2 separate regions of the Homo sapiens genome follow, and region 2 is linked to region 1. A link is an interaction called in ENCODE POLR2A ChIA-PET data of the cell type or tissue named here. Cell type or tissue: A673. All regions are shown on one strand. Each heading gives the region's core, and the rest is flanking DNA. Links, peaks and the distances in the headings are about the cores only. Region 1 has its middle 260 kb from the start of CDH11. Region 2 overlaps CDH11 (cadherin 11).

Evidence for each region. Peaks named below come from ENCODE experiments on the same cell type or tissue, not always from the same donor. Only the 100,000 strongest peaks of a DNase experiment are listed, where the experiment ranks them.
Region 2: POLR2A ChIA-PET joins it to region 1 with 6 read pairs; 2 of 35 experiments call an interaction of 5 or more read pairs at or near these places.

The regions. Positions count from the first base shown.
Region 1 is chr16:64,862,381-64,867,766 of GRCh38, reverse strand. No RefSeq gene overlaps it. Among named protein-coding and RNA genes, the nearest start is that of CDH11, 260 kb to the left of the region's middle. In A673, for the core only: no CTCF peak of the experiment used is centred there; DNase peaks (open chromatin) are centred at 3,106 and 3,226; H3K27ac peaks cover 1,312 bases.
Region 2 is chr16:65,108,342-65,113,727 of GRCh38, reverse strand. The region is part of intron 1 of CDH11 (cadherin 11); the gene reads left to right. Among named protein-coding and RNA genes, the nearest start is that of CDH11, 11 kb to the left of the region's middle. In A673, for the core only: no CTCF peak of the experiment used is centred there; no DNase peak of the experiment used is centred there.

The DNA of each region.
Region 1 (5,386 bases), core at 282-5,281:
CTCATGGAGTTTACATTTGTGTGTGTGTGTGTGTGTATACACTATATACACATGTATATAATCTTATATATGTATACACCCACAATCTTATATATATGCAATCTTATATCTGTAATCAAACATGCTGCAGGATGATTGTTTTCTGTAACATTTTCACAAAAGTCATCATTTAAGGTAACGTCTAAATAGAGAACTGAAGGCTATGAGGGAGCCAGTCGTGCTAACCAACGGGGGAGAAGTGTTCTAGGCAGAAAGAACAAAAATCAGTCCTGAAAGAGTCCTCAGGCTGACTGAGAGGGGAGTGTGTTCTAGAGATGGGTTCTCAGGACTTTGTGCGACCAATTTTCTTTTTCTTTTTCTTTTTTCTTTTCTTTTCTTTTTTTTTTTGAGGTGGAATCTCACCCTGTCGTCCAGGCTGGAGTGCAGTGGCACGATCTTGGCTCACTGCAACCTCGGCCGCTCGGGTTCAAGCGATTCTCCTGTCTCAGCCTCCTGGATAGCTGGGATTACAGGCACCCGCCACCATACTCAGCTAATTTTTGTATTTTTTAGTAGAGGCGGGGTTTTGCCATGTTGGCCAGGGTGGTCTTGTATTCCTGACCTCATTGATCTGCCTGCCTCTGCCTCCTACAGGTGTGAGCCACCACCTCCGGTTGTGCAACCAAATTTCTATGAGTTTTCCTTGCCTCATCAACTCTACAGATGGAAGGATTGAGGACTATAGTGTACTACTCAAAATTGTTCACAATTAAATGTGTATAATGATGAATATGGCTGTAGGATAATGACTTTAGCAAATACTTTTGTTATCTTCACTGTACTCTGAATTTCTTAGGTCATTTATGTAGGAGACTGTAGAGTAAATTAGTAGACAAATTACTTAGCAGTTCATGGCCAGGTAGATGGGGCATAGATTGTTTGATTGGTCTTGGGTCAATCTACCGTGATTACTGTTCACATGAGAAAAACGTAACAAATAGACAACCCCCTAAAAGAACATTGCTTTAATTGTTATTTCGTCATCATTTTGTGATTTATCCTTTTATGTCCTTTAGCTCACTGAAACTAATGAGATGCACTTACATGAATTATTTTTGTTTATAATCAAGTAACCAAGGCTCATTGAGACCCAGAGTCTAATCCAAGATGTCACAGTGATTGACACATGGAGTGTGTGAACCCTGGTTTTCACTAAGAATGCGCCATTAACACTTGTGTTATCAAATACAGCATCTTCTTTACTAATCCTAGTCACAGAATTCTCATTAATGATGTTTTAGTCTTTCTTTTTCACCTTTTCCCTCTTCATTGCCTTTTACTCTAATTTCTGCCCCCCCCGCCCCCCCAAAAAATTCTTCATCCTCCATTCTGTCCCTATCGATTTTATTGCAAATGAATCCCTTCCTTCTAGGCTATTTCATGACAGCTATTTAAGAACTTCATATAAGGAAGGAAAGAAACAATTTTAAAGAGTTTTTATTCTTGTGGTTTTTAAATAATACAGCTAGTAACCAGGAAACATCTCCCAGAGACTTGGCTGGGTCAAATTCCAGGGAGATTTATGTTTGCATTACTTGCTGAAGATATTCACTGGTCCTCTCTACTAGTCCCTCTCCATAGGGCTCTTCCATAGGGCTCCGTCCTGTTGGGTGTACACTTTTAATTGAGGTCAGGTTTGGTAACATGAATTGTTTTGGCTATTAAATCTAAGCAGAAGTGACATGCACCACATTTGGGCAGAAGGTTCAAGAACCATCATGAGGTTCTACTATTGCTTTTTCTCTCTACTATCAGGTAATAATATCCCAGGTAGAGGGTTAGCCTTGACTCTGGAATGAAGAAGAAGACATTTGGTGCAGAGTGGCATGCAACCACAACGTGTAGCATGAATGAGAGACAATATTCTGGTTGCAAACCATTGAGATCGGAGGGTTTTTGTTCTGCCAGCAAAACCCAGCTCATTAATACAAATAGTAAGGGCATTTTTCAGGGTCTTGCATGCTTTCTTACGCATTACATTAATATCATTTGGGCCCCATATCAATATTCTAAGCAAGTCAGATTTGTTAGTATTCCCATTTTAGATATAGAGAAGCTGAAGCTTACATGGATTACTAAAAACAAAAAATATTCTCATTCAGGAAATGGAAAAAATAGTCTTAGTGAAGTTCTCTTGATTCCTCTTTTATCTCTCTGTCCTTAATCATATCCTGCTACAAAAATGAGCTAAGTCCAGGCAGTTCCTGGACTCTTTGGAAGCTACATTAAACCATTTGGGATACTAAGTGCACTTACTATGAGAAAGACATGAATTATTGAACATTATCCGAGTGACCTGGAAAGTTCATGCAAAGGGCTTTTCTTATACCATGCTGCAATTTATGCACCCAAGAGGCCGCCTTTCAAAGTAGTGTTAGGCATGGTGCATCTTGTGTTGCAGAAATGGAAAGGGTTCCTTTCAGCTGTCAGCCCAGTGACAAATGGGACCAGCTGTGTCAAAAGCTGGGGAGTGGAGGGCAGTTCAGCAAATTCCTATTTACAGAGAAACAGCAGAGTCAGAGAGATGATAGAAGTGGGCCCTGAACTGAGTCAAACAGGGACAAGCCCAGTTTTGGGTGGAGGAACATTTGAGAATAGGGTACTGGGAAATAGAGAAAAACCAAGCTGGGGTGGGACAGAGAAATGTACTACCAAGGAAATTGAGAGGTATCTATTCCAAATCTAGAGTACAGGGACCAGAGATTGTAATCACCAACCCCACAGACATGATTATGACTCTTTAAGCTTAAATTTGATGGTAAGAAAATTGGACTGAGTATTTGGATTTAAGATGTTTTAGTTAAGCTATAATTCTGCTTTTTGCTTTTTATAAAAGCTAATTTTTTTTACTGTCTTAATGTTACCTCAGACAACCACTTCTCTTTTGCTCTCTGAAATGAGATACTATATGAATTCTTGCCAGAAATATCAAGTTAATGCCCAAGCCAGCTCTATGTTCTGATTTATCTTCCACGTTGACTCAGAGTAACAGAGCCATACATTAAGGAACAAAGCTCGCTGCTGGGGTATTTATAACCTTGTCTTTTAAAACATTTGGCAGACGTTCAGACCCTCCATATGTTCACAGTATTAAACTTCACCATAAAAGGAATGGAAGAGTTACATTTGAAGAAAGCTGGTATTGTATGGTCTGAAAGTCTGGCAGTTTAAAAAAAAATAATCAAGTCCAACTTGAAATAACAGACGCTCTGTGATCCTGCTGAAAGTTTAAATCCCAAACAACAGAGTCCTGCTCTCCCTAACACTGAAGATGTCATATTTCAGGAGCATTTTCAGTGACTCAGAGTAGACACATTGAGCTTCTGAGCCTGGTTTAATAAGGATACATTCCTGAGTGATGAGGACTAGAAAGAAAAGCTATGGGGTGAGAGCACAACAGTCCAGCCCCAGTGTGCACTACTACTTCCCTCCAACATCATGAAAGCCTTGCAGGAATAGGGAAGTCTTCTAGCGGGTCAAGCTCCTTCCAGTGGGTACACAAGCAAATCTACGGGGATATGGGCTGGACATGCTGGAACCTATATTTATATTCATGGATATACATGGAATTTACATCCATTTATCCAAAAATATGTTTTTTTTCTGATGTTTAGTCATTAATTGAAACTGGCACCATTAGTCTATCCATGTTTAAGTGAGTTGCAGATCTTGAACAATCTTTGATGCATCCTCGAAAAAGGCGAAAGTTCCCTAGCTCACTAGTTTAACAATCATTCTACTGCTTTTGCTGTGAAGTCCTGATGTTTAGAGCTGCTCAGTTAAGTGAATTTATGGATTATATAATGTGAGTTTGATTAAATTAACTAATTTAAAAAGAAGTGAATTTTATAAATACATGGAAAGAGAATATGGATCGAAAGTAATACTAATAAGACATGCAAAATGGAGCCGTAGACAAGAAAAGAAACTGCTCTTTCTGAGTATGAGCCTTCATCAGCCACAATTCAAGTTAACGTAACAACCACCTAGGCTGAATTATAATGAATTAGATAAACTCCAAAATGGACTAATTGCAATGTAGTACTCTGAATTGGATTCCGGAACAGAAAAAGGGCATTGGTGGAAAAACTAGTGAAATCCAAATAAAATTTATAGTTTAGTGAGTAGTATTGCATGGATGTTAATTTCATAGTTTCAACAAATGGTTACATAAGTATTTAACATTAATGGGAACTGGGTGATGGCTATACAGGAACAGTCTACGCTATCTTTTAAACTTTTTCATAAACTTAAAATTATTTCAAAAATAAAAAGCTTATTAAAAGAATTTAAGGTGAATTGAGAACAAATAATTATAGAATAAACTGAAAATCCTGGCAATGAAGAAAAAAATGCCAATTAACTATAAAAAAAACTTGAGATGATAATGGAAGAAAGCCACTTTAAAGACATATTTTCATTTCCTACATCCATAATAAACCTTATCCTAAGTATATAGTTATTAATTCATGAAGAAATAAAAATAACTTCTTTTTGAAAGAAACATGCTATGGAGAAAAGATTTTGCGAATGTTTCCATTGCTGTATGATTTTCTTGCTAAAAATGATTTACCTTACCTAAAGATGTATTAATGCACAAAATAATTTAAAATAAATAGGGGTTCATAATTTAAGAAAAAATAGAGTTTAGCTCTCATTGATTTATAGACCTGGACAATTCTGTTTATTGAAATAGGATTCACTCTTCTAAGGAAGCATTATGATTTGGTGATGAGGAGGAGAAAAGGCCAATTGAATCAGTATGAAATGTAACTGACTGCATTACCAGCTCTTTCTTCATTAAGCAAGTAACTTTTCCTCCAAACCTTGTTTTAAAATTATGATTGTCCACAATATCACTGAGTTGCCGCATTGTTTTTAGGAACTTTTCTCAAAATTTGGAAAAAGGTGTTATGACTAAGACATGTTCATAGTACTATAACTATATCTAGGAATTCATTGCAGGGGATAACCAGATATCCACCCTTTTATAATAAGGGTATTTATAATAGCATAGTTTACAATACCAGAAAAAATGTGGAAGTGACTTAAATGCCCCCAAAATAAGTGATGATCCATCAATTTGACTGAATATTATTTAATCCTTATAATCTGGTTCCAAATATTCTATAAAGAAGTGGAAACATATTCAGCACCTTTTTTTCTTCAAAATTACTAATGTGTCTATACAAGGTGAATTTAGTACATGAAAACTAACAAACAAAAAACCTACCTGAACGTGAACTTCTCCTAAGCCAGAATTTTCTCATTCATAAAATGGAGATAAATGTATACTGTTATACTGCCGTCTCATAGGCTATTGTGAGAACTGTACGAGGTTAATGCC
Region 2 (5,386 bases), core at 116-5,115, 250 kb before region 1:
CATATCAGGCTGCTCCCACCATTCACAGTGTCAGCTAATCTGATGAGATACAGTTTCCAGACCTCTCACCATCCTCATCACTCCCATCTGCTTCCACTCCATGTTGTCACTGCCCGCTTTACCACGTGGCATCTTAAATCATGTTCCCTATTGCAGACAGTCTAACCACTTCGAACCACTACTTTCTCTAAGGAGGGCTGAGGACTCCATTTTACCAAGTAGAATTCTCAGGAATCAGATGTATGCAGTCATTAACTGAATCATTAGCTATTCCAGTCAACCTTCATTTAGAGATGAGGGTTCAGGAACCCAGAGAGGAACCAGGACTTGCCCAAGATCCCACGGTAATTTAGGGTTTAATGGAACAGAACTGTGCTCTTGAGGCTCTTAACCCAATCTCTTTTCACTATCTATAAACAAAAGTCTTTTTTTTTTTTTTTCTGAGATGGAATCTTGCTCTGTTGCCCAGGCTGGAGTGCAATGGTAAGGTCATGGCTCACTGCAACCTCCATCTCCCGGGTTCAAGTGATTCTCCTGCCTCAGCTTCCAGAGTGGCTGAGACTATAGGCACGTGCCACCACCCCGGGCTAATTTTTGTATTTTTAGTAGAGATGGGGTTTCACTATGTTGGTCAAGCTTATCTCGAAATTCTGACCTTATGATCTGCCCGCCTCAGCTTCCCAAAGTGCTGGGATTACAGGCGTGAGCCAGCGTGCCTGGCCAAAAGTCATTTTTTAATTGATTATTTTAATAGTTGTACCTGTGGTCTGATTTCTTTGTAAACGTATCATTAGTTCATTTGTTTATGTAAAGCTGCGCCCTCTGATATCCTTGGGCAGTTAAGTTGTGAGCCCTAAACATAAGGCTTTAAATGAATCTCTTATTTGGAAGTTCGTGATCAGTCCAGTGTCATTTCATACGCTGTTTGATAATACTTTGCAAAATGCAACACTTGGCCCTGGCCTTAAGCTCTGTCCTACTTTATAGTCACCTCCTATTACTAACTCCATTCCAAGGTTCTGTAAAGAACAGAGTAAGAATGATGTCCTTACCTTGCCACTGCCAAGCCTATAGAGGACACTTTGGCAGGGTTTGATTTGAAATTCATTTCAAACCCATTTCTTTGTCATTAATGCAAGGTCCTGGGTTGGGCAAACAGAAGTGGTCAAATCACGAGGGCTTCCCTTCAGAGAGCTGACAATATTAACAGCACAGAGAATACTAGGTCTGTTGATTAAAACTCAAGGCTTCATACTGTAAGGGCCCCAAAGGAAGCATTAAATTGGGCCATAGGAAGGACAAGTCACATCCAGTTTAGTGATCAATGGTGGTTTGGGAAAGAAATAACAGAATTCTACTCCTACATGATAGGGAGAGACTACAGAGGCCACCTAGACCAACAAACTCTGCCATCAGGTCCTTGAATCATTGCTACCATGTCCTGGTGGTGGTTGTAGCATTGCTAGTGATATGTAACTCATTACCTACTTATGCAAACCATTGAGACATTGGGAACCTTCACTGTTGGAAATGCTTCCTTTAGTTGAGCCAAACTATCTCCCCAAAGGTTATGTTCTTTGATATAGCCTATGATGCTATGCAGGATAGATGTAATTCTTCCTCCACATTGCACTTATTCTTTTTTTTTTTTTTTTTTTGAGACAGAGTCTCCCTCTGTTGCCCAGGCTGGAGTGCAGTGGCGCAATCTTGGCTCATTGCAACCTCCACTTCCCGGGTTCGAGTGATTATCCTGCCTCGGCCTCCTGAGTAGCTGGGATTACAGGAGTGCGCCACCACACCCGGCTAATTTTTGTATTTTTAGTAGAGACGGGGTTTCACCATGTTGGTCAGACTGGTCTTGAACTCCTGACCTTGTGATCCACCCGCCTTGGCCTCCCAAAGTGCTGAGATTACAGGCGTGAACCACCGCGCCCTGTTGCAATTATTCATTTTTAAGTTGTCTTCCAGGATGCCCTCTCCCCATTCTTAAAATCTCCAGATTGAACTCCCCATTTGTGTGTGTGTGTGTGTGTGTGTGTGTGTGTGTGTGTGTTTCTAGCTTTCCTCAGAGGAAAGGACTGAAGCCAGAAATCTAGGCAGCTAGACTCTAGATTATGAACTCCCTTCTACACACTTCTTTTATTGCAGCCTGAGGCTACATTACATTAGCTTTTATTGCCAGCCACATCACCCAGAGGACTTACGCTCCACAGTTTATTTGTTTATTTCTTTTTCCTTATGTGCTGCCGTTAAGCCGCATTTCCCCACCTGTCCCTGTGCACATAAGAAATGATAAGTCACCTTCAGTGGTGTTAGCACAGGCTCTGGAGTCAGGCTTCCCTGCTTCCAGGCGTGACCATGTCACTAACCAGCTGTGCAAGTCTCTTTATCTGCTTCTCAATTTCCCCATCGCACTGGGGTTAATGTCAGTATCTGCCTTCTAGAGTAGCTCTGATATTAAATGATATTAATCTATAAAATTGTTTAAAACAGCTCATGGCATGGAGTTGCTGTTATTCTTGTTGCTGTTACTTTTCATATTGCTGAGTTTGGTCAATTGATCCAGTCTACTGAAATATTTTAAAATTTAAATCTTGAGTCTGTTATTCAGCATATCTGTCATCCCTCCTAGTCTCATGCTATGGGTTGGTTTCCTCAGTTCCAACCTTGCCTTATAAAAACAGAACAAAGCAATGGCAATGAAAATACCCTGATGTGAGCAGGGACAGAGTCTTGTTAAACCATATGATATATATACACACTTCTATTTAAGTGATTCAAAACCATGGAAGACAACATTCCATGTGTTACTCATTCCATTTAGCTCATGCTTGGCATTTTGTTTGCTTGTTCAATTGTTTGGCTGCGTGGCCTCAGAACCACCTTCCTATGTTTAGGAAATAACCCCAATAAGCACCTTTATAGGAGGAAGAGAGTTCCTTCTACTCCAGGGGCTTAAAGGGCCAGAGAGTTGATTCCCTAACTTTCCTGGAAGCTAGAATGCCAACTCAGCACCAAATCCCCTGTGTTTTAAATTTGGATTCAGTATCTTACACACACACACACACACACACACACACACACACACACACACACACACACATCATTGGCCATGGATAACTCATTCTGGTCACTGTAGCAGTGGCTGTACAGCATCTGATTTCCAGGGGCCACAGAGGTGGTAAAATAACCCATAGCCACCCATGTCCAGCGGGGACAACCGTGGTGCCTTCACTCTTCTCGTTGTATGGCAGAGTCTGGCCTGGGCTTCTAACTGCCCAGCCTTCCTAGGTATCTGGGGTTTTTCTGAGCCTCTTTCTCCAGTTTTCCTGCAAAGACTGTGCTGCCCAGAGTCTATTTCTGTTGCTTTCAACTAAGAAACCCAAAAGTTTTCATTTCCCTACATATCCTTGTGGGACTGTTATGAGGAACAATATCTGCTGCATTATTGAATGAGATATCTGGCTTTTGAGTTCTTCTCAAAGGCCATATAGAATGTTGAGAGTCAGATAGGGTGTAAGGTTGGAGCAGAAGGAGGTTTTAGTAAACATTGAATAGGCTGGGTGCAATGACTCATGCCTATAATCTCAACATTTTGGGAGGTTGAGACAGGTAGATTGCTTGAGCCCGGGAGTTTGAGACCAGCTTGGGCAATACGATGAAACCTCATCTTTACAAAAAATACAAAAATTAGCTGAGCACGGTGTCACGTGCCTGTAGTCCCCAGCTACTCGGGAGATATTGCTTGAGCCGGAGAGGTCGAGGCTGCAGTAAGCTGGGATTGCGCCACTGCACTCCAGCTTGGGTGTCAGATCCAGACCCTGTCTTAAAACAAACAAACAAACAAACAAACATTGAATAGTCCAATTTGTGTTGAGCAAATATTGGGCAGGTGTCAGGACCTGGGTAGAAGTCCAGTAATATAGCTCAGTGGATGAGGTGGCATTTCCAAGGGCAGCTATGGCAGGCAGCATAATAGCTTGGCATGTGGATGGAAAATGGTCTCTTGTAAGGGACACATCCAGTTCTGTGGGAAAGTTTTCTATGGACTCTAGCCAAGGAGCCAATGCAAAAATCTCAAAAGCTGGAATACATAGGAACTCTCGGCATTGATGGGTGCATGAAAGGGGACCACCCCATAAAATGGACAAGTGGCCTCAAGTCGCATCTTAGCTTCTGGAGGGGACAGTCTGCACACCTTCTTAACTGTATAGCCTCTGTGTTGGCCCAATTATTGGGTAAACAGTGGAAGTTGTCAGTGCATACAGTTGGGTGAGTTTGGGCAGCAAGGACACACAGTTAAAAACTTTCTCTGGAGTTAGTCTCATACCATCCCACAACAACTTTTCTGATACACCTTTGAAAGGAATTTGCTTTACTCTTTCAGGGAGTGAAGTCTGCAGGGGAAGCCCAAGGTCTCAGAGCATCTGAGACATGGTAGCCTGTCTAATGGGTCAGAGAGTACAACCTCATAAGGGCTTTGATTTTGTAGCTGAGACAGCTCCTTGCCCAAATTTAACCCAGTTATCACTGAACTGAACAGAACTCTTGGAGCCATTCATTTCAATTTCTTTTTTTTTCGAAACAGAGTCTCACTCTATCACCCAGGCTGGAGTAGAGTGGCGCTGTCTCAGCTCACTACAACCTCTGCCTCCCACGTTCAAGCGATTCTCTTGCCTCAACCTCCCAAGTAGCTGGGTCTACAGGCATGCACCACCACACCCAGCTAATTTTTGTATTTTTAGTAGAGGCAGGGTTTTACCATGTTGGCCAGGCTGGTCTCGAACTCTTGACCTCAAGTGCTCCGTCTGCCTCAGCCTCCCAAAGTGCTGGGATTATAGGTGTGAGCCACTGTGCCCAGCTCATTTCAATTTCTATGTGGTAATCCCTGCCTGGTCACTATGAACGCAAATCCAGATCACTACCCAAAGAGGACTAACCAAACATAGGTGAGGCTATATAGGCAGCTTAGTAAAATATCACTAGTAATCAACTTTCAATTGTCTACTCATTAAAGCCACATGTTTAAAAGTTTTTTTTTTTAAATATTGATTTGATAGCAGCAGCAAAACTACATTTAAATCCAAAGCCAAATTGAAAATCAGGGTGAAGTGCTTCATTTATGCAAACAATTCTAAATCTCAATACTTTGCCAAAATATTCCAGTAGTAAAGGGAGATCTATCTTGAACAACTTCACTCCACCTTCTTCTTCATAGACACTGCTATATAGTATAAGATACAATTTTCATTTTTGTTATTATTTGGGGGAGCTTACAAAGCACTTTATAAATGGAGTGTCACTATCAGTATTATTATCTTAGAGTAAAAATTGCAATTTAGTAGTTAGAGCTGGGGACGCTTGCCTTCCAACTAATGCATTGGTG